2 separate regions of the Mus musculus genome follow, and region 2 is linked to region 1. The links are chromatin loops, found by intact Hi-C in ENCODE. Cell type or tissue: heart. All regions are shown on one strand. Each heading gives the region's core, and the rest is flanking DNA. Links, peaks and the distances in the headings are about the cores only.

What was found. Hi-C counts contacts between places; a loop is a spot of excess contacts. Peaks named below come from ENCODE experiments on the same cell type or tissue, not always from the same donor. Only the 100,000 strongest peaks of a DNase experiment are listed, where the experiment ranks them.
Region 2: a loop joins it to region 1, with 2.0 times the contacts of the local background. A loop is called at or near these places in 5 of 42 quality-filtered maps.

What each region holds. Positions count from the first base shown.
Region 1 is chr11:16,748,289-16,758,782 of GRCm38, reverse strand. It overlaps Egfr (epidermal growth factor receptor), which reads right to left and starts at 6,580. Exons shown (of 28, transcript NM_207655.2): 1 at 6,213-6,580. The coding sequence starts at 6,300. In heart, for the core only: CTCF peaks have their summits at 5,653 and 6,685 (motif pointing right); DNase peaks (open chromatin) are centred at 5,302, 5,992 and 6,592; H3K4me3 peaks cover 1,964 bases; H3K27ac peaks cover 1,387 bases; H3K27me3 peaks cover 4,899 bases.
Region 2 is chr11:16,795,378-16,805,871 of GRCm38, reverse strand. The region is part of intron 1 of Egfr (epidermal growth factor receptor); the gene reads right to left. Among named protein-coding and RNA genes, the nearest start is that of Gm39584, 7.2 kb to the right of the region's middle. In heart, for the core only: no CTCF peak of the experiment used is centred there; DNase peaks (open chromatin) are centred at 5,151 and 7,611; H3K27me3 peaks cover 2,468 bases.

The DNA.
Region 1 (10,494 bases), core at 1,486-9,485:
GCAACATTGCTCCCTTCCCTTCTTTTCTCCAAGCCTGCACACTTACCTTTCCCCTCTCTTTTTCAGAGTCAGGGCCTCTATTTTTTTTTAATTAATTGGTATTGCATGCACGTGTGTGTATACATAGAGTCCTATATTCATGACACTAAAATAGTGAAAAGTTATGGCAAAAGGCAGAGAACCACACCATTCAGTAGAAATCTCATTTATCTTCGTTCTCAGAGATCTTCACAACGCATCCGTTTTATCTCAAAGTGGACGACGGGGACAGAGCATTGGCAGTAGTCTTAACAACACTACACCAGGAGCACAGCTGCTAACGCAGTCATGATGTCAGCCAGTCAATGCACACACACTCATGTTAACGGTAAAATTGTCTGGTATCATATTTCTACTTCCAAAATAAAGTCGATTTTCAAACTCTCCCAGGTCACCTGCAGAGATCCCTAAGTCACACACAGGCATAGGTGCCCAGGCAGTAGCCAGTAGCCATGCTTTCCTTATTCTTTATGAATCTACCTGTTTGTTCCATGATCTACGCAAACACACAGGTGAATATGTACACCAAATGCATCTTACAATTCACAGTGGCAATGGCTCAATGTGGGAGATGTGTGGGGGGCTCATGATGATTCAATACATATTTAATGTGGCTACGATTAAGGAGACATCGAATCCTTTGATTTCAGTAGTGGGAGATTCATAAAGCATGCAAAATTATCATTTTACTCACCCATAGCAAGGTTTAGAGGGAGAATGTTATTGTGTGGGACACTTTAAAATCTCCCAATTACAGTTTAGAGATTCTAGTTAATTCTTCATATTTTCTCGTTACTTTTTAAATAATAACACTTATATTCAAATCGTGTCACTTCACAGTCAATGCACTTTATTTTTGAAGTAATAACTTTCTTTAAAGTGCTTTAAGTAAACCATGCAAGACAGAATAAATTGTTTGCATTCACTACAAAGGACTTCAGGGTTACAGATGGCCAGGAAAGGCACATTGCTGGGTGGTGCTGCCCAGAGTTTCCACATTCTTTTTGTTTTGTTTGAGACCAGCCAACATCTTGTGGAGACTCAGTGCAACTATCTCTTTTTGAGAAACTGCCCCTATCATGTGGGGAGAATTAGGTCTTCTCCTTTGTGTGCTTTAATAGAAATCTCAAATCACATCTGCTGTTAACCATGCCCTGCAGGGTGTTGTGCACACATGGCTCCCCCAGCTCAGCCAATACGTTTAAGTCCTCTGAGAGGGAGCAAGTACCATTCTCTCATTCCTCTGCTGTGTCCACACCAAGAGATGGGCTTGTAGAGATGGCTGTTTTCATATTCTGCCTTGCTTGGGAACCGCTTAGAAGGCTTTTCATTTGATTTTTACTGTACAGAGTACCGGTTTGATGATGACTTAAGAAGTGGGGATCTGCCTTGGAGGCTGTGCAGCAATTATAAGCATTATGGTTTGCAACATGCCTAACTATTACACATGAGTTCCTGAACTACAACTAAAAAGATCGATAACTAGAAATACGTCTCTGTTAGTATATAAAGAAGGAGTAAATCCATGGTCCTGACAGGTTTAACACTGGTGTGAGAGTGAGCATCTGACGGGAGGTTGTCATGGGGATAATGCTTCTATAGCCAATGACATTAACAGAAATAGAAATATCTAAGAAAGTGATGGTAGGCCTTGTTGTTTTAAAGTCTGCTGTCCCATAAATGTTCCTGTCTCAATACTTGACACTCAATGCATCTAAACATTGAGTTCATACTCAGCTTCTGTTCTCTGTTATTTTCCAACTTTCCAGCCCTGCACATGGACTCAGTGTCTACCAAGACTTTCAGGTTGGAAGTTTCTGTCTTGAGCTGGCATTCTTAGCTTTCCCTACTTGTTCCCTACAAGGCATCCTTGTCAGATATGCCTCCAGATCAGTCTGCCAGTCCCTTGTTCTGCATCCTCCTTAATCTCGCTTCATGTCACCTGTAACGGTCATCCATCTCCCTATTTCCACTGATACCCAACAATCCAGGCTTCAGGTTTCCTGGAGATAGTAACCAGCAGCCACTTCCTGGCAGTTCTTTAAGTTCTCCAATAAGTCTTTTCATGTAGAAGATCCAAAATTGTGCTGTGATTAATGGAGTTCATCTGGAACTGTATAGAACATTCTCTCTCTTCCTATTGACTTGACCTTAGTAGGGCATTAGTGTGCTTTCCAGATCTTGACTCTCGATGCCACTTCTGTAACCAGTAGTCTCTTTTTCCCAAATGATTTTTCCATTTGGGGATTTTCTTTGTCTCTTCCTCAGGTAGAATTAAAAGCAAAACTCTGTCTTATAAAGTATCCCTTTCCCATGCAGATCTTCCATTTCTTCTATGACTCTGTCTTATGATCTTTCACTAGGTCTTCTAATAAATAACTTTTAGACACTTCAAGGGAGGTATCAAGACCAACTCATTCTCATATCTCAAAACATAGACAGCATGGCACAAATTATGCATCATGGCTCAAATACAAAGAAAAGGATAAAAAAATAGTTCAATGCCTGGCCTTATATTCAAAAGGCAAACAATAGTGATTAACTTACATAATTATATAAAGCAGCTTATGTGTGGGGACTCCTCAGTAACAATGAAATTGCAGAGATATTTAGGGATAAAAAAAAAATGTTCCAAAACTTTAAGTTTAGCCTTTTGTTGATGAAAAGTTGAACAGAGTTAGAAAAGGGTACTTGGAATCTAGGTCTGTTGGAAAGAAATCACCCAGAAGTGTAAACATGAAAGAAGGGCCCCCTGTGATAATTCCCATATAGCTTTTAAAGCAAGCTGCTTGAACTGCTAAGATTGAAAGCCATTCTTAGCATACACGTTTCACAGATAGCCCGTCAAAAGGACCAGACATTTTGGTAGTGATAGAGCCTTCAGAGATTAAGATATCAAATCCAGCACCTTTTTTTCCTTTTAGAAAAGTTATGACTTATGAGGCTAAGTAAATAAAGCCAACGGAAGCTGTTGAGTCTATTGGTGTCACCACCTGACTTCAGATAACATCATGTCCTACCACTGGGAATGTGCACCGTAAGAAAGTCAGTCGGAGTACTAGTCTGTTTTACATATTTGAAAAGCAGATTACCAATGTTTAACTAGTGGTTTCAAGAACTACATATGTTTGGAAGCAATAATATAATCATTAAGATCCCCCTTTAAACTCATAATGTCTGCCACATCTTAGACAAGCAATAAACATTTACTGAATCTAGAAAGGAGACTTCAGAAGCCTGGAGTTCCAGTGGGACTTTCCATCTAATCTAGACCTGGAATGAAAACATAAGCTTCTTGGATAGAAAGCCAGTACTGGGCTTCCCAAGACCCAGTCTTCTGAGAGACAGACAGACAGACAGACAGACAGACAGACAGACAGTCTTGAGAAGCCTTTGGAATCCCCTTCAAGTTGGTTCCACCTCCAAACTCCACTGCCTTATTCAGGCTGAGGGTCCCTTCTCTCCTCATTTGCTCTGCACAGGATCTTTTCCAAAGAAGCGCCTTCTCCTGCCATCATGGTACAGGTGGAACTTGCTCAGCAAGTCCAAGCTAATACCTTGCCCATATTTTGTTTTAGTGACAACATTGCCCCCATCAAAGGCAACCCAGGAGACCACAGCATCCATGAACAGGAAAGTAGGCCACTAAACAAGCAAGCTTCAGATGGGGACTGATTTTTCAAATGCCTGTTTCCTGGTCCTTATCCTTCTAGCATCAGAACTGAGTCATTTACACACCTAACCTAGCCTGGTCCTCCTACAATAAGGTAGTGTAGTTTGGAGGTGGAAGGAACTTGAATCAATTTTGGCATCACTTCTTAACAGCTATGGGGGAAAATCACTACACTTCTCTGTGCATAGGTTCCCCAAACAGATGATGAGAATCACCTCTCACTACATGCAATGTGAGGACTGACAATGCACTGAAAACAGAGTCTAACTGTCTTCTGCTTTGATGACATTTACATATGGTACCATAGATTTGGAGGGAAGGATAAACACCCTACCTCAACTAAGGGAGCCAGTCTGGAACAAAACTGACCAATTAAACAAACAAATCTTTTATCAGCCTGTTGCAGAAAGGGTGTCTCACGTTTTCAATAATCTGTCCTTTAGAACTTAGCCTTTTTACGTTACTTTGACAGATAAATATTTGCTTGCTACCTTTCCTGCTACACCCAGAAGCATTTGGCTTTAAGTGAATATCATACAAACAGACAGATGAAGTGGCATTTTTATTTAACCGAAAACAAATCTCCAACCACTAACAGTGTTCATAACAGTAACACCTAACAGCGAAGAAACACAGAGTTAAGCTGAGACAACTGGTGTTCTACAGGGGCTCTAAGGGAAACTGAAAACTAGGGGAGGGAGTCCTATGGGTAGGCACAGATGCCAGGCAACTGACCGATGGGGCCTGGAGCCCTTCAGCTAAGGAAGGTAGGAGAAAAGCTCCACAGTGCTCCATCCCATCTGTGAAAAAAGCAAGCCCTCTTTACCGACTTTATCCCTGCTATTTCCTGTACTGCAAGATTTCCCAGACTCCTGCTCGTTAGAACCGTCGTGGTAGTCTTCCTTTAGATGTTATCAATTTTTCATTTATGCTAGCGAGTCTCAAATCAAATGCTACAAGAGTTTTGAAAATTCTAATTCTCAAGATCGACCCGTGAAATCTGAGTGTATGGAGTGGTAGCTAAACAACGGAGGAGGGGTGTAGTTTGTTTTGCTTGTTGATTTTTAAACCCAAATGATTTCATTGTGTAGTTAAGTTTGGGAAACTGAGCCTTACACCCCCTCCAACAAAAGTGCACGGAGCACCAACCCCCAAGTCCAACTTGGATGCGGATGACATCAACAGCAAGTGCAGACCTGACTCCTGGAACCCGAGCGGCTGGATTTTGAAATTGTGCAATTAAACCTTCCGAGGCATGTTTCTCGTGTCAAGTGGGTTTATGGTCGGATAGTCATGAAGCCAGACTTGTTCATGTTCCGTCTGGACAGTTGGCATGTGTGATCCATGGACATCAATGTTTCTTTTTAATTAGGGGTTATATTTTAGTTGGCCAAATATCAATCACTTGGGGGGGGGGAGGGGTGTGGAAGGAAAGAAAAGAAAAAGAAACCCAAGAGGGAACGTCTCAGCTAACAAGTAAGAAAGTTTGCTACCGGCCTCATTTTGAAACACCAAGGGTGCACTACACCCAAGGGCCCAGCTGTCACAAGGAGGTCAGCCATCCATTGCAAAGGCAAGTGATGCTGCAGCAGCCCAAGCTTCTGGGAAAGGGCAAATTCAGGGATCCCAGGGGAAGTAGCCACCCCGCAACGCTAGCTCCAATCTGGCATGGAGCCTTGGTCCCCAACCAGTGCACCTAGCCTGGCAAGTCTCTGGCATGCTCTATGCCTAAGAGGCGGAATCGACCCACCCCACCCGCCACCCCCACGCCCTCCTTTTTTTTTTCCTAGTGAAGAAGCAAATGACCACTAACACCATCTCTTCCCAGAAGTCCTAGGTGGTTAGTGACAGAGAGATCTCCACACTTCCAGGTCATTGCTGCAACTACACACCCGCGAAAGGGCAAGCCAGAAATCTGCAAGCTACATTGGGACTCAGGCTACCAGGTCCTGAGAGTACCCTGCTGGAGAAGAGAGGAGTTGAGGGAAACCGCGCTCAGGAAACCGCGCGTCTCAGAGGTTCCGACCTTGACCAGGGGCGCGTTGGTTCGCACTCCAGTCCCTCAACTCTCACACTGAGCGGGTGGGACACACCCGACCCGCTTGAGGATCCGGGGTCCCTCCGCTCTCCCTGACAGTACTGGGCGCACGTGCGCCAATGCCCGGCGTCCCGCGCTGTCCCGCACCACGTTTCTGCTCCGAACGCCTACTGAGCGCAGGAAAGTGAGGCAACTAAGTTGGCAGCAGTCAAGAGCCCCGGAGCGCACAGCCGCGGCTCCCACGCTGCCCTGGCAGCCCCTCTGCTCCTAGCCCAGTCTCCCTTCCTTCGGCGGCCCCAGTCTCGCCCATTCCAGACTCCGTCCAGTTCCTCCTATGGTCCCGGCCGCCTTTGGGAGCCAGAAGAGGAGGAGCGGGCGGCTGGGGACTTAGAGTCCCGAGCGGAGGTTGGGACTGGGCGAGCTAGCTCGCAGGGGGCGCGGGCCGGTGGGACACGCCCTTACCTTTCTTTTCCTCCAACGCCCCACCTGCGGCGCAGAGCGCGGTCAGCAACACCAGCAGTGTGGTTCTCGCGGTCCCTGAGGGTCGCATCTCTGACCGGGAGAGGTTGGCTCTGGCTCTCCGGGATTAATCCGAGACAGACGGAGTCCCACGGTTGTGCCCAGTGACTGCGCCGGCAACGACGAGACCCGGACACAGGCTCGCGTCCAGGTGACCTGTCGTCTGTCTGGGAGGCGGTAGCCTCCGGGACTCGATCCAGACGCCCTAGCCCAGGAGGAGCGCACAGTGCGGGAAGAAGAGGAGGGAGGCTGCTGCGCGTTGCGCTGGGGCTGCCCAGACGTCTAGTTAGCTCGGGTCGGGACTGGGGGAGGCTGGGCGGGAGGAGGAGGGACTAAAGAAGGAGGAGGGATCCAGAGGAGCGAAGAGGAGGAGAATGTCAGGAGAGAGGAAGCGCTCTCCGCGAGGATCGAAAGCAGGCAGTGACCGGAAGGTGGTGGTGGATGGCCTTGGCCACCACTAGACAAGGCTCTGGGGGCGAGTTCTGGCTGTGTGCAGCGGGTCAGTGGGTGGCCTTTGGAGTTAATTTCTGAGGGGACTCCGCTCCGCTGCATTTCAGGACCTAGGAAGTCCAGCCAATCTATGCCAGGGTCCCCTCCTTCCTTCCCTCTGTCTCCCACCTTCTTCCTTCCTTTCTTTCAATTAACCAAACAACTCTGGACCACCTCGGTTACAAACTGTCCAACCACAGAGCACAGGTTGGAGAATAACACAGGTGGGGACGCTGTTCACGTATTCTCCATAACTTCTCCAGGATCTCAGAAGGGTCAGGCTGACTTGGCAGCAGTTTCCAACAGCACAGGCAGAGGCGGGTGCCTCAAGTCTGAAGTGGCACTAAGAAGTCCAAGGGTCCTTCAGATCCCATCAAGAACCCTCCATGTCTTCTGAAAGAAGGGCAGCCAACTCCTGACACTTAGAAGGGCCTCAGTATATTTGCTGGATGAAAGCATGCATGTTGAAGAACATGGCATTTTCTACACCTGGAGCCAGTCTGGAGTGCTTGAAAAGCAAAGCAACGTACACATGAGGCAAATTCCTCCACAAAAGCAGAGACTTGACATAACAGCAGTGAACAAATCTTTAGAGCAGTTAGCATCCTCTAGTGACCTCAGCTAGCCCTGCCGCACATCAGGAGGCAAATTGCCAAGTAAGTTCACTTAGAATTTGACCAGTAGAAATGTGTCCCTGAACTTCAGGACCCACAACTAAATTCCTTCAGCAAAGACCAACCAATGTCCCTACTTCTTAGCTATCAGAGGAATGTCCCCTGCTTCCATTCAATCCAAAGTCTCTGAGTTTTTCACAAAATCACTTGGTCCCCTAATTTAGGCCCCTTTGCTGTGGGTGTCCTTGTTAGCAGAAGTCATGGCTAACCAGTGAGGCTCAGTCCAGCTTTTTCCATGCAGCCAGAAAGGAGGCATTCCGGACTTTTCGTCCGCACCCTGCAAAGTCAGGGCTGCTGCCCAAGTTTTGTAGGTGGCGTCTTGAATGGGAACACGTCACCCAGCCTGTGCAGGGACCCTCATCACAACCTGAGACCTTCACTGAGAAGTAGAGCGGGGTTTCTTAAACTTTTCCCACGGGCAACCTCTTTTCATAGATGCTTTTTATGTAATCTTGGGATTTTATATAAAATAGGTGTTCAAATCAGACATCGACTAATGGTAGATCCTAATGCAATGTTAAGATAATTTTTGGCATATATATGACTTTACCACTTACTAAAGATTAAGGCAAATTTGCATACCAATGAGATTGATTTGTTTATTGTTACAAAAAATTAGGTTTTGAATGAGTACTTGAAGCTGTGGAATGTAGAACATCTGTAATATTGTTCAGAGTTAATTAATATTTTGATTTACAATTCTCAAAGCATGAAACAGAAAAAATATATTTAGGGTCATCTTGGAAATTTCATCCTAATCCTATGTTAAAATTCTGTTACCTTTTTATAAAGAGACTTAAGACATTGATTTTAAATATTAAACATTCAAACACAATATAATCCAAACATAACCAAACATACTCATTTGAAGCTCCTATGCTAAGGAATGATGGTAGGAGAATATTAAAAATGTCTTGTTCTCTGTATTATGACATTATTATTCTATAAGAGAAGACAATTGTATGTGATAAGTAAAACTTTTGCAGCCATACCATATGGTAGTCTTGCATCTGAACTGAGTTTCGATGCAGCACTTCTTGGTACTCCACGGTGTAACAGCATGCACAGAGCAAAGAGTGAATAATGTGTGTATAGAAGCAAGACCACTGTGAAGTGCAATGCAGCACTGTGAAGCTCTGCCAGAAACACCTTAGTGTGTTTAGAATTTCTGGATTAAACTTTTATTATTGCACATTCAGAAAAATTTTACTGTTTCCGAGATTTTTGTACCTACTTCCCAGGGACATATGTGGGAGGGGAGCTTAGGTGTCAGTTTTCTGCTGTATGTTCCAAATAGGAACTTAGGGCAGTTTTTAAAGTAATACAATAATAAGGGGTGATTAGAAAAAGCCAAGCAAGAAATATAACAGTAGAACACAAAATGAAGATGGAGATGAGTTTTTTTTTAATTTTTTTTTAAGATTTATTTACTTATTATATGAAAGTACACTGTAGCCGTCTTCAGACACTCCAGAAGAGGGAGTCAGATCTCATTACGGATGGTTGTGAGCCACCATGTGGTTGCTGGGATTTGAACTCCGGACCTTCGGAAGAGCAGTCGGGTGCTCTTACCCACTGAGCCATCTCACCAGCCTGGAGATGAGTTTTTAAAAGTCTGTAGACAGTGATGATTCCCATGTTCATGTTTCCAGGACTGGAACTCTGGCTTAAAATGTATTTTCTATCAAGGGATATGGTCAGTGGCACAAGTCATAATGAACACATAGTAAAGTAGAAATGATAATGATAGCTACAACTGATTTTTAAGAATAGTCAAGATTCTCTCTATGTTAAGAAGCAACAGCACTCATACGCTGATGGTTAGAATAACCCTTGGTGTGACCTTCTGGCAGTTACTAGAACATCCCTCAATATGGCCCCATGATAGAACATCCTTCAGTGTGACCCAACTACAATCCGCCTCCTAGAAACAAAGCCTCCTCAAGATCATCACCAAGAGATCAGTGACACTGAAGTTACAGAGCACAAAACTAGGAGAGGTTCTATGAAATATGCTTCCCTTTTGGTCACCTACATGAGGATCTTCTGCATGCACTGTGTAATCTTCTGGGCTTTAACTGTGAAGAGTAACGTCAGGATGAATTTGTACTCATTGGCAAGTACTAGAGTTATTGATGCTTATGTTAAATAAAAGTGATCTTGAGCCAGGCGTGGTGGCTCACGCCTTTAATCCCAGCACTTGGGAGGCAGAGGCAGGAGGATCCCTGAGTTTGAGGCCAGCCTGGTCTACAGAGTGAGTTCCAGGACAGCCAGGGCTATACAGAGAAACCCTGTCTTGAAAAACCAAAATAAATAAATAAATAAATTAATTAATTAATAAAAATTTTAAAATGTGGTCTTGGTAGGCTGGCAGAAATGACTTCTTTTGGAAAGAACAGAGGAGCCTTGCATAGCCAGAGCTTTGCACACAGGCCCTGTGGAAATTAATTGAAGGAACTACTTGGTACTTCCTACACTTGGTATGGGTAACCCAGATGAAATGTGTGCCAACATTCAGCAAGGACTCAGAGAGTTCTTTATCCTCTCTAAACAACAACGTCACCTGTCCATAATAAGATAGAAACAAATAAGTTGGCACACGGATCATCAGATATACTGACATCTCACCGGAGTTCAGCAGAGTCTGGAGTGCTGCTGCCCCTCCAGAATGGTGTAGTAACACAGAGTATTTCATCTGGGTTACCCATACCGAGTGTAGGAAGTACCAAGTAGTTCCTTCAATTACTCTCCACAGGGCCTGTGTGCAAAGCTCTGGCTATGCAAGGCTCCTCTGTTCTTTCCAAAAGAAGTCATTTCTGCCAGCCTACCAAGACCACATTTTAAATTTTTATTAATTAATTAATTAATTTACCTACAGTGTGTCCATCATTACACAACAAGATGTTTATTCTCTGCCACATACACTAACAAGCAATTTTTCTGACAAATGGCTACATTAGAGGCTTTTGAGTGTGGTATGTTGAATAGGAGTTTACTCTTCTCTAAGAGTGACATGAAATTGATTTTCCAGAATTCTCGGATGTCATGGGAAGAAAGACAAG
Region 2 (10,494 bases), core at 1,047-9,046, 48 kb before region 1:
TGTTACTGTGAATTGTGATGAGTATAATTTAAAGAAAGAAAAAGAAGTAGAATAAAATAAAGAGACAGACTGTGGAAAAGATCAGAGTAATTCCATGAAGATAATATGCACTGAAACTATGTGGAGCCATGAGTATATGTCAAAATAGTAAAAAAGCATTTGTCAGAAAATACTACGCAAGCTGCCCAGGGAGAAAAGCTATTAATAGTCACATCCAGCTATAAAGACTGAGAACCACAACAAGGACTAGAGTGGTAAGATACTCTCAGTAGTGCAATAACAGCCACTTGTATCTTAGGAGTAATCAGCACTTGGAGTAGTCCAACTGAACCTAAAGTACACTGAGTTTACAGGAATTCACAATAGTCTGTGGATATGGCAATATCGAGCCCTAGAGGAGAACCAATTACTATCATGTGACTGGAAGTCTCCAATTGACTTTCAAATATTCATTCTTATGTCCATAGGTAGATGGAGTTCTCAGCTATAATTACAGAGGCTTCTTCTTTAGGCAGTCAGAGGCTATTAGAATGATTTACAACTGGTCCAAATGAAGAATAAAGGGCACTGTAAGGCTCAGGGAAGTTCCTGGAGGTGGAGGCAGAGAGATTTTAAGAGCCTGATTACCGATGAGGTTTTTTTTTAGGCAGTACAGGAATGCTTCACCCATTAACATTCTACAATATGCTTGCAATCAGCATGCCAACATGGAAGAGAAAATGTCACAATGCTCTCCTCTTAAATGAAGAGCTAAAGACTTCTTAGGGAGAGGGAATCAGTTGTTTGTTCTTTTAGGGAGCAGAGCATTCCTAAGTGGTTAGCCTTAAACACAGGCAAATATAGGCAACATTAATTGAACTTAGTAGGGTGTGTATGTGTGTGTGCGTGAGCATGTCTGTGTCTGTGTGTGTATTGTATACATTTATATTTAATTACAGAAGAAGAGGTAATGAATTTGAAAGAGGATAGTGTGTGGGGGGAGCATGGGAAGAGATGGAGGGGAAGGGAAAAGTAATAATGATAGAAATGCAGAAAACTCATGCATGGAATTCTCAAAGGATTTTTGTAATAAAACATCTCTAAACTTGGACAGGTTGAAATTATGTTGTAAGCCACTAAGCTAATGTTATAGAATGGTTTCCATGTTAGCTATTTCTGAACTGTTGACTGGCTCAGAATACTTTATAGAATGACCTGGAACATACCAAGGCATGCTCTTAAGTGAGGGGCATGGAAGGTTTAGAAATTTAAAAACAAAACAAAACAAAACAAAACTCACTTTTTCAGAATGGCCTCATAACCTGCCTTCCTTCCATCAGGGTTGAGAACTATGTGGAAGTGACCATTTCTAGCCCAAGGTAAGTGGGTGTATCTGAGATGAACTTACTATCCAGGAGAAGTAGATTTGAGTCTTGCTTTCCCAGTGGCAACAGAGAGCACTTCAGAAGACACGCCCACCTCTATATAATTAGAGGTAGTTGGGGACAGGTCACCTCCCAGGTCTTGAGCTCTTGTTCTTCCACATTGCACTTTGGACCTGGCCTGTCCCAGAAGTGGGCAAAGTCCTCTGAGAAAAGGAAAACCAGAACTAGTCTAGACAAGATTCCTTCATGCCAAAGGCATGAATGGGCCAGCCAAAGATGCGCATCATCCCTGCTCAGTAGACCTTTCTCCTCCCACCGCTGTGGTGAATGAAGAAATAAACAGCACAGAATCTGTCATCTCAGGGGTGGGTCTTGTGTGCAGATGGCATCAATGGATAACTTCTCTTGTTGCAATAGTCCACAATCCATAACATTCTGTTAATCATTTCTATTCCCTGGTCACACACAGTTCTGCCAAGAATACATTTCAAATGATTTCTGTTCAAAGCAAATTTGTTGTTTTATGTGAAGATCTTGTGGAAGTGTGACAGTCGGGTGTGCATCTTCAACATCTGGGATCCACAAATGAGTGTTTGTCTTTACATTTTGCAGAACACATGTGAGTGTGCAGAGCTTACAAGCTTACAAGAAGTGCCTCCTTGTGTAAGGGCAGGGAATTTAACCTTCCTGACAAATGACTGATGTCACTGGGTTGTGTCCTGGCTCAACAGAGTTCCATATTTTTCATTGTTATATCGACGCTATGGTAGATGTTATTTATTTTATCTAATTTTATTTTTAGTTGACAAATGAAATTGTTATATTTACGGTACTAAATGTGATATATTGATATTTTCATCACTGTGGAATGGCTAACTTAAGATAATTAATGTATGTGTTACTTCATATAATTTCTCTTTTATTTTGGAATAGTAAAAAGATACGTATTTACTCCACTAGCAGTTCTAGAGTCTGCAACGCACTGTTATTAGCTGTAGTCACTATTATTTTCCATAGACCTCTTGAAGGTATGTCCTCCAGCAAACTGAAATCTGGTTGCTTTCCCAGGGCATCTCCTCAGCCCCTGGGGACCATGCTTCTCTGCCTCTATGGGTTCTGCCCTCCCTTTCAGATTCTACATGTAAGTGAGGTCACACAAAATGGCCATTGTGCATCCAGCCTTGTGACATAATGTCCTCTAGCTCTGCTTGTGTGGTGAATCGACAGGTAGGATTCCATCTTGTATGTACTAAACAACAAGCAGAGATGGGTACTTATTGCACAGTGCAGCCTTACAGTGTCTTATGTTAAAACATGGACCTTTTCAAAGCAAATGGACATCATAGCAAAAGCATGCACCAGGATGTAACTGCTTAAAACTTTAAAAAGGAAAGATGTCATACTTAAATCTAAAACACAAAACAAAAACCTTCTAGAAGATACTATGAGAAAACATGAGTGCAAAAAGCATAATTCATGAAAGGCAAACACTTTTGAGATAAGATTCTTTTCTTTTATCTAGCAAATGATTATGTCAAGAAATTGAAAGTGAGCTATTATATACTACTAGTAGAGAGTGAGTAACATAGACTATATAAAGAACCCTGAATGCACAAATGTCTGTCCTGGCTGCATGCCTATTTCAGCTTTGTCGGAGTTCTTAGAAGCACACAGCATTTCTTTCTCACCAGCTGTTGGATTCACTTCCTTTGCCTACTAAGGTTTTGAGGTTCTATGAAAATAATAGCCAGTAAAAAGCAAACAAGGCAAGCCTATTTCTTGCACACAAACCCAGAAGGCCACCAAAATTCTCCACAATCAGCAAATGAGAGCACACAGTGTGGTTTGAAAGACTCCATCAAAATTTAAGGCTCGCTTGGAAACATTAAAAGGTGACACCAGGTGAGAATATTTAAGAGCTGATTCGGTCACAAGGACCTGCCTTCAGGAGTGAATTAATCTGTTAGTGAACTAATGGATGATTTAGCTAACTTAAGAGTAGTCCTGTCACAAAACTGTCTTGCCTATCCCATCCCTTTCCATGTGACTGTCTGCACTGCCTTGAGGCTTTGCAGAGTCCTGACTGTCACAAAGGTGCCCCACAGATGCAGCTTCCCAAACTTCACTCTTCCAAGCCTCCTAACCCTGAGCTGAACAAAATCCTATATTTTATAAATCATCCGGTCTGTGGTATTCAGCCATAGCAACGACAACAACCTGTGATAGTACAGTGTACTATCACAGTAAACTATCGTGAGAAAATCAGCAGTAAACAAAATAGTAGAAAGTAAATGGAACGGAGGTTTAATTCACATGCGTCTCAACCTTCGCTGAAATCCAGACCCTGGAAGAGAAGTCACACAAAGAGCACATCTCTGAGGGGAAATGAAGTAATGTGCAAGCCCACCCTCTTTTTCTCAACATCTCTCCCAGATTCAGGACACACAATTCTTTTCCATTTCTCCTCACTCCAGCATTCACACTCTGGCCATTTGTCACCTCGGCAGAATCCACATGGGCACATCTGTACCGAGGCACATCAGCCCACCTACTGTCTCTAATGCAGGCTGGGACAGGGCACTACCTCTACAGCCCCTGAGACTGCTGACCTGCTCCCTCCTAGACTCCGCCTCTTCCTTCCCTCTCTGGATGTTCCATCCAAACCCCCATGTGGGCTTCTTTTCTTCACCTAGCCTCAACACAGGACTCCTTCACCCTTTACTTTGAATTTAGCCTGTGACTATTTCAACCCACATAGCTTTTCAGAAAGCTAAGTTTGATTCTCTTTATCCTTCTGAAACCACCTAAATCCTCTCTGTTATCCAGAAGAACAAGAAGAGCTGGTGAATGGTTGGGAGTCCGGTGCTCTGCTCTAACCCACTCTAGTCGATAGAGAAGCCCAGGCTAGCATGAACAGGCCAATAAAGAAACACAGGTCAGGAGGTTCTTTGTGCATGCCGCTGATCCACTGCTCTAGAGCAGGGCAAGTGATGTCACAGGGACCTTGTATTGCCTATTCAATTCCATCTCAATGACACTCCCTGCCCTTCTTAGGACAGCCAAAATCTATGGCTCTGTAGCAGTACCCAAGCTCTAATCAAGACTGATCCATGCTAGACTGGCATGGGCATTACTTCATTCATTCATTCATTAGCTGTAGGGAGCATGTGGTCTCCAAACTACTCCAAACTTTTGTAGGCAAGTAAAGACACATCACAGTTTATAAAACTTATTTCCCCAGGCTGTCCAGAGCAGAAGGAGGAAGAGAGAGGTGTATAAACTTTTATGTGCTAAGGTATTTTAGCTAACTTGGTATAACTGGTGTGTATTTCTTATCATTTAAGAAAGAAAGTAGAAAAGGTTTCCCCTTTCTGGAGACAGTGTCAAGTCTAAAATGATAATGTAAAAGGAACTTTCTGGTGCAGGTAAGTGCTTCAGGGATGGTATTGTGGGCAAGTGTTACTGGAAGCCTGATGGGCAGAGCTCTGTCACCTAACACTGGAGGAACACTCATCCTCACTGCCACCACCTATTTCTTCTTTCCTTCCTTCCTGAATGCCCATATGCAAATGTAAACATGTAAGATCCTATCAAGAACAGGAGCAAGATAAGTGTTGCATGGTTTCCAGAGTGTCAGGAGTAAAGCCTGCTTCTGACTCACACTTATTATTTTCAAATGTTCTTCACAGCCATGTACTTTGCCCCAGCAGCCCTGGCCGCCTCCTCCCCCTTCTACACCCACAGTGTCACTGGGTCACTTGAGATAGTGCTTAGCTGGAGAAACATTACAACTGTGCCAAGCTTTTCTAGCTAAACAAGACTGAGCCTGATGCGTCAGAGCCTGCTCTCCAATAGCAGCTCAGGACGCAGCCTCCAGCTCTTCGCAGCTGCCTTAGGGCGAAAGACAACGCAACTCTGCCACTCACCAGCCAAGTCTCCAGAGCATCTCTTCTAGAAGCTAACTCTAGAGGAAGACTTCATGCAGCCTAGAGCAGCTCCTGGGCTTCCCTAGAATGCTGTTTTCCAAATTCTCTAGTAGGTTCAGATCTGTTAGCCTAAATAGCTGCCCTGCTGCGAGTGCTTCTGAGTTGTTCCATGTGAAAGTAAACTGGTGTTATTTAATCACATCATAGTCTTGTAGGGAGAATTAGAGGGGAATGTGTGAACCAGGTTGCCCAGCACAGGCACACAGCCCTTATACATCCCTGTAAGGACACAACACAGGCAGCAGTGAATACATGCAGGCTTCCTGTGGGACACCAAGGAAAGGGCAAGTTTTCACTTTCATGTGTAAATGTCATGACTAAGCTAAGGCCCAGTCAGTAAGGAAAGCATCATAGTTACACCTGTGTTCTCTAGGTATCTTCAAGAAAACAATCCCACAGCCATAAATATTTTTTTTCCTCAGAAACCTTACTTAATGACTGTCAAGGAATGCTGTGTTCCAGAGGCCAGATTCTTGGCCCATTCACAGCACCATATAAGTAGCCTATAGCTGGCAAAGAACACTAGTCACTCAAACTGTCACATTTGCCAAGATGTCCTAGAGGTGAAGGAAGGGCTGAGTTGTATGTGCACTGCAGACCCTCAATCATCTTGCCAAAGCATCAAATGATTCTTCAGGTCACACATTATTGTGTATGTCCTCAGTAAGGGCACACATATATTGGCAGTAATGTGCAGTGTTATCTAACTTTTATTTAGCTGTTATTGGTTCTCTCTCTGCAGTGACTTCCATTTTCTAATTTCAAAGCACATGCTGATTCATGTCCTCTGCTGTTTGCCATTTCCCACTTCCCATTGTCTATTCTTCATGTTTATTGACATCCTACAATAGAATGGCCAGTGACAGGGACCAGGCATACCTATGAAGGTGCAAACCTTATATGAAGTTCCTCAGAGCTCTGACATAACATAATCTGACATACTCAAGTGGGTCAGTACAATGTGTGTACAAATAATTCTTTGAGAATGGAGAGCTGTCTACTCCACTAATGGCATTCAAACAGGCAGAAGTCTTTTGCTGGAGGCTTCTGTGTGAAGCAATCATGCTTTAATTGGGGTTTATTACAAGGAGCATTGGAAGATTCATACAGGGCTCTAATATTAATGAATTAAATGATGTTTATATCATGGATCAAACATACCTACATTCCTCCTGAAGCTTAGGAATATATTGTTTTGAACTTGACTACACTGGGCCACTTGAAAGCCCAAGTTGCTGTCATGAGAATTCTTAGGAGGCAGAACACAATTGAAGCAATGAGAGCAGGCCAGCTCACTCATCTCTAATAGATGAAGAATGTGTGTGTGTGTGCTTGCATATGAAAATGGGTATACCCAGCAACAAAAATCCAAAAGAAAAATCTTTCTCTTAACATTAGTTGTGTAATCTGGGTCACACACTGTCCTAAAAACATGTTTTTTTTTTTTAATCTTTAATCCTTTTTTATAGTCCAGTCTTCATCCCCCTCCTGTTGTGCTCCCCGAACATGCCCCATCACATACACCCCCCATTGTCCTAATAACTTAAACCAAGGTGCATAGCATAATGTTTATTACAATTTTGTCTGCCAAGGAAATTAGCTTTTGCTGGTAGCATGGAGCCTTCATATTAAAATCTTTATATGTTGTGACTCATTAAAGGAACCTGCAAGGCTTTCTTGAGTTTTAAGTATATTTGTTGATATTTGTTACCATTTCTATTGGTCTGTTCAGTTATGGTGAGGATTTTATTTCAGTCCAAAATTTTGGCAAGGTAAGTTGTATGGAATGTTCATTAAGCTCCCGGATAGGACGGGTTGTAATGCTTTTAAAGCTGTTAGAACAAAGCTAACCAAATTTTCAAAATAAACCACAGTAGCACCTCAAATGAGATGTTTCCATATCAAATGTGCCATTCATAACTAATTGCTAATGGACACTGGCTAGGCTGTAAAAAAAAATGGACAAGAACAATTAATTGAGTTAAATAAGCTTGGATATTTCCAGTTGAATGGAAATGCCCAGTGAGTCTGCTTGCTTATTTTGTAAAGAACTGTTATGTAGTTATAGATTGCATTCTCACCAACTGAAAGCCAGCCCATCTCATTTAGTGCTCTTTTTAGCTCAGCAAATTCTGATTTGGAGACTTCATGCACATGGGTTATTGTAGAATCCTATTTGCAGACCAACTGAAAGAAGAAAAAAATAAAGAGTTCCAATCCCAGAGAACATGGTGTAGCTCAGAGCTTGCCAGAGACAGCAGCTGTGATCTCCTGAGAGGCTGCCTGGGCTCTTTTCTCACCACTGTGATGGGATCTGCCTCCTAAGCAAACTTGTGACCAGGATGCAGGCTTCAGGTAGCCCAATGTCATGAAGTCTGAAGGATGTATTCTTAAGATTCAGGAAGAACACAGCCATGTATAACTAATGACATAAATAGGACTTAATCTGGGGGTGGGGGTGGGAATCAGATTAGTAAATTCATCCTAAATATATTGCTTGCTATTGTTTCTAAGTATATTCCACAGTGGATATATTCTGAAGTTAAATATAAACTGTGCTACAGAAGAACTTGTGTCTCAGTGGTGACATTTACAAGACAATTGATAAAAGGGAAGCTTCCGTAAAGGGAAGGTTCAGAGCAAAAGGTAATGATTGCAGGGGCTAAGAGGCGGGGTCCTTTGCATGATGTAGGAACAGGGCAAGAAGTACAACCACTACTGTCCGGGTTAGCAGAGACAGTGTGCTGACCTGAGACTATGATGTAAACATTTGATTGCTCATTTATTGTTTGTACTTGTGTTTTGGGGAGAGGTAGTTCGCACAGGTGGAGGTCAGAGGACAACTTGTGGGAAGCCACTATTTCTACCATGTGTGTCCTGAGGTTTGAACTTGGCTCAGAAGAAAAAGGTGCTTGCCACCTACTCTGGTGAACTATCTCTCCAGGCCCCTGTGGTGTTTCTTAAGAGTGTGTTTCTTTTAGCTCTTGCTTCTGCACTGGTTAGTCTTTGGGGAAGAATGCAGAGTGGATCATGTGATCTGTTCCTCCAAGGGTGGCCTTTTTGTGCTACCAACACACCTGTGCCTTCTGTTCAAGTACCTATACCTGCTCTTTAAAAATTTGAAGCACTTGACAAAGTGTGTTTAGTGACACTGAAAGTCTCTTGAAGTTCCCTTTTTGATTTTCCACTATTATGATGGTTATAGCCAACAGTTTCCAGAACAGAGCTCTAAAATAACATGGCTTTAATTTTGAATTAATTTCTGAACGAAAATACATTTTAAAAAAAAATGACCTTCCCAGAACTTTTTAGTTGTTTGACTGATATACATCATTTCTTAATTTGACAAGATAATCTTGACATTGCCAGTTAATCTAGTTGATTAAAAATGTCCCTTGATGTTAAGATATGCATTAGAAAAATTACACATTCCCTAATAATATTATACATAGAAATTAAAAGCAGGAGTGTGGAGAAGAGAGGAGATATTTTTATAATGTTAGATGATTTTTAAAAATCTGTATTATCCACAAATTTTTTTTTCTGGAAAAACGTCCCATGCCTTCCAACTGGAGAGAAAGTGTGAGATCACCACTTACACGTTTTGTTTCTGACATGAGCTAACTACGGAAGGCCATAGTGAGCCAGTGTTTGTTTTAAACTTTCTCACAACTTGCAGTTCTTATTCAAGGCATCTAGAATGGAGCATGGATATTAATGCACCAGGTTAAGTGATCAACCAGGAAGGGAATTAAAAATCAAGTCGCAGACTGAAACTGATCTTCCCCAAGTTCTTACTGGATCCATAATAGAAATTACTGTCAAAACGTGACTCAGAGTCTGAGAAGGTGTGTGGATTTGGTGCGCTTTTTTTTTTTATCACAGGGAAGATAGCATGCAACTCAGAAGAGCCCACATGTGACAGGAATGACAAAAAGCAGACTCACACGCCGGAAGAATTAAAAACCATAAATAAGCCAGCACTAAGGATTTCTGCACCCATGCCTGAGGGCTGTTGGAGCAGCCATAAAGCATGCAGATTGTGTACAGTGCCTGTGAGGGAAGGGCAAACTTAGCTCAGAAAGAAGTGTACCAAACAAGGTGCATTCAAATTCCTGTTGGTAGATTTTGGAAGTTGTCCAAACTGGGGGCACCTTTGACGTACTTACTGTGCAAGCATCTCCCATACAAGCATGCCAAGAGCACACACTCTGAGGGATACTTGATTTTATTCTCCCCCCAAATATCTTCTCATCTACCATGTTGTGCCACGTTCTAGATCAAGTCTCCCCCTGCCTCATCCTGGATGTGGCTGCACTGAAGGGATTCCTTCAATGTTCAGAAAAAAAATTTTTTCAAAGGTGACTAACTGGTTAAATAATGGGGTGGGGACCTTTAATGTCAGATATTTGTCATTCTTCAGGAGGAGAAATGATGACTGACAGGTCAGGTAGCCAGAGGGTTGGCTCCCAGGAGAGATAAGGTACAGTCAAGCCTGAGCACTCCTAGTCTAAGTGTAGTAACACAGTTTGGCCTTTGGGAGTTGAACAACCCTTTCACAGGGGTCATCTATGACCATCAGAAAACATTGACATTTTATATTATGATTTATAACAGTAACAAAATTACAGTTATGACCTAGCAATGAAAATAATTTTATGGCTGAGAGGCATCACAACATAGGGAACTGGATTAGATGGTCACAGCATTAGAAAAGTTGAGAACCGCTGCCTTCAAGTAATAAATATTATTACGTCTGTGGTGCCAACAAGAAGGCAAAGGTGCACGTGGCTCAAGGCACTTACTGTCCAATCCCTTAGCAACTAACTAGGCAAGCTGGGGTGTGCACCTTATTTGTGTAAGCACAAGTTCTCTTATCTCTGTACAACGCCTTGAGACTCAAGAGACTTACCTTGAATGGGTCAAGTAAGGATAAAGCCCATTCGAAGTTTCTTGAACAAAAGGTCCAAATTACTTTGCTAACAGCTTCTGATCCTCGACAGATGTAACACAAATTGGAAAGGAAGTTTGCATTTTAACTTTATATGCAACATTTAATTTACATTCTTGTGGGTCACATACAAAAGGAGAGCTTTATTTAGGGCCATGGCAATGGGGCTGGGGTGTGATTCAGAGTTAGATAG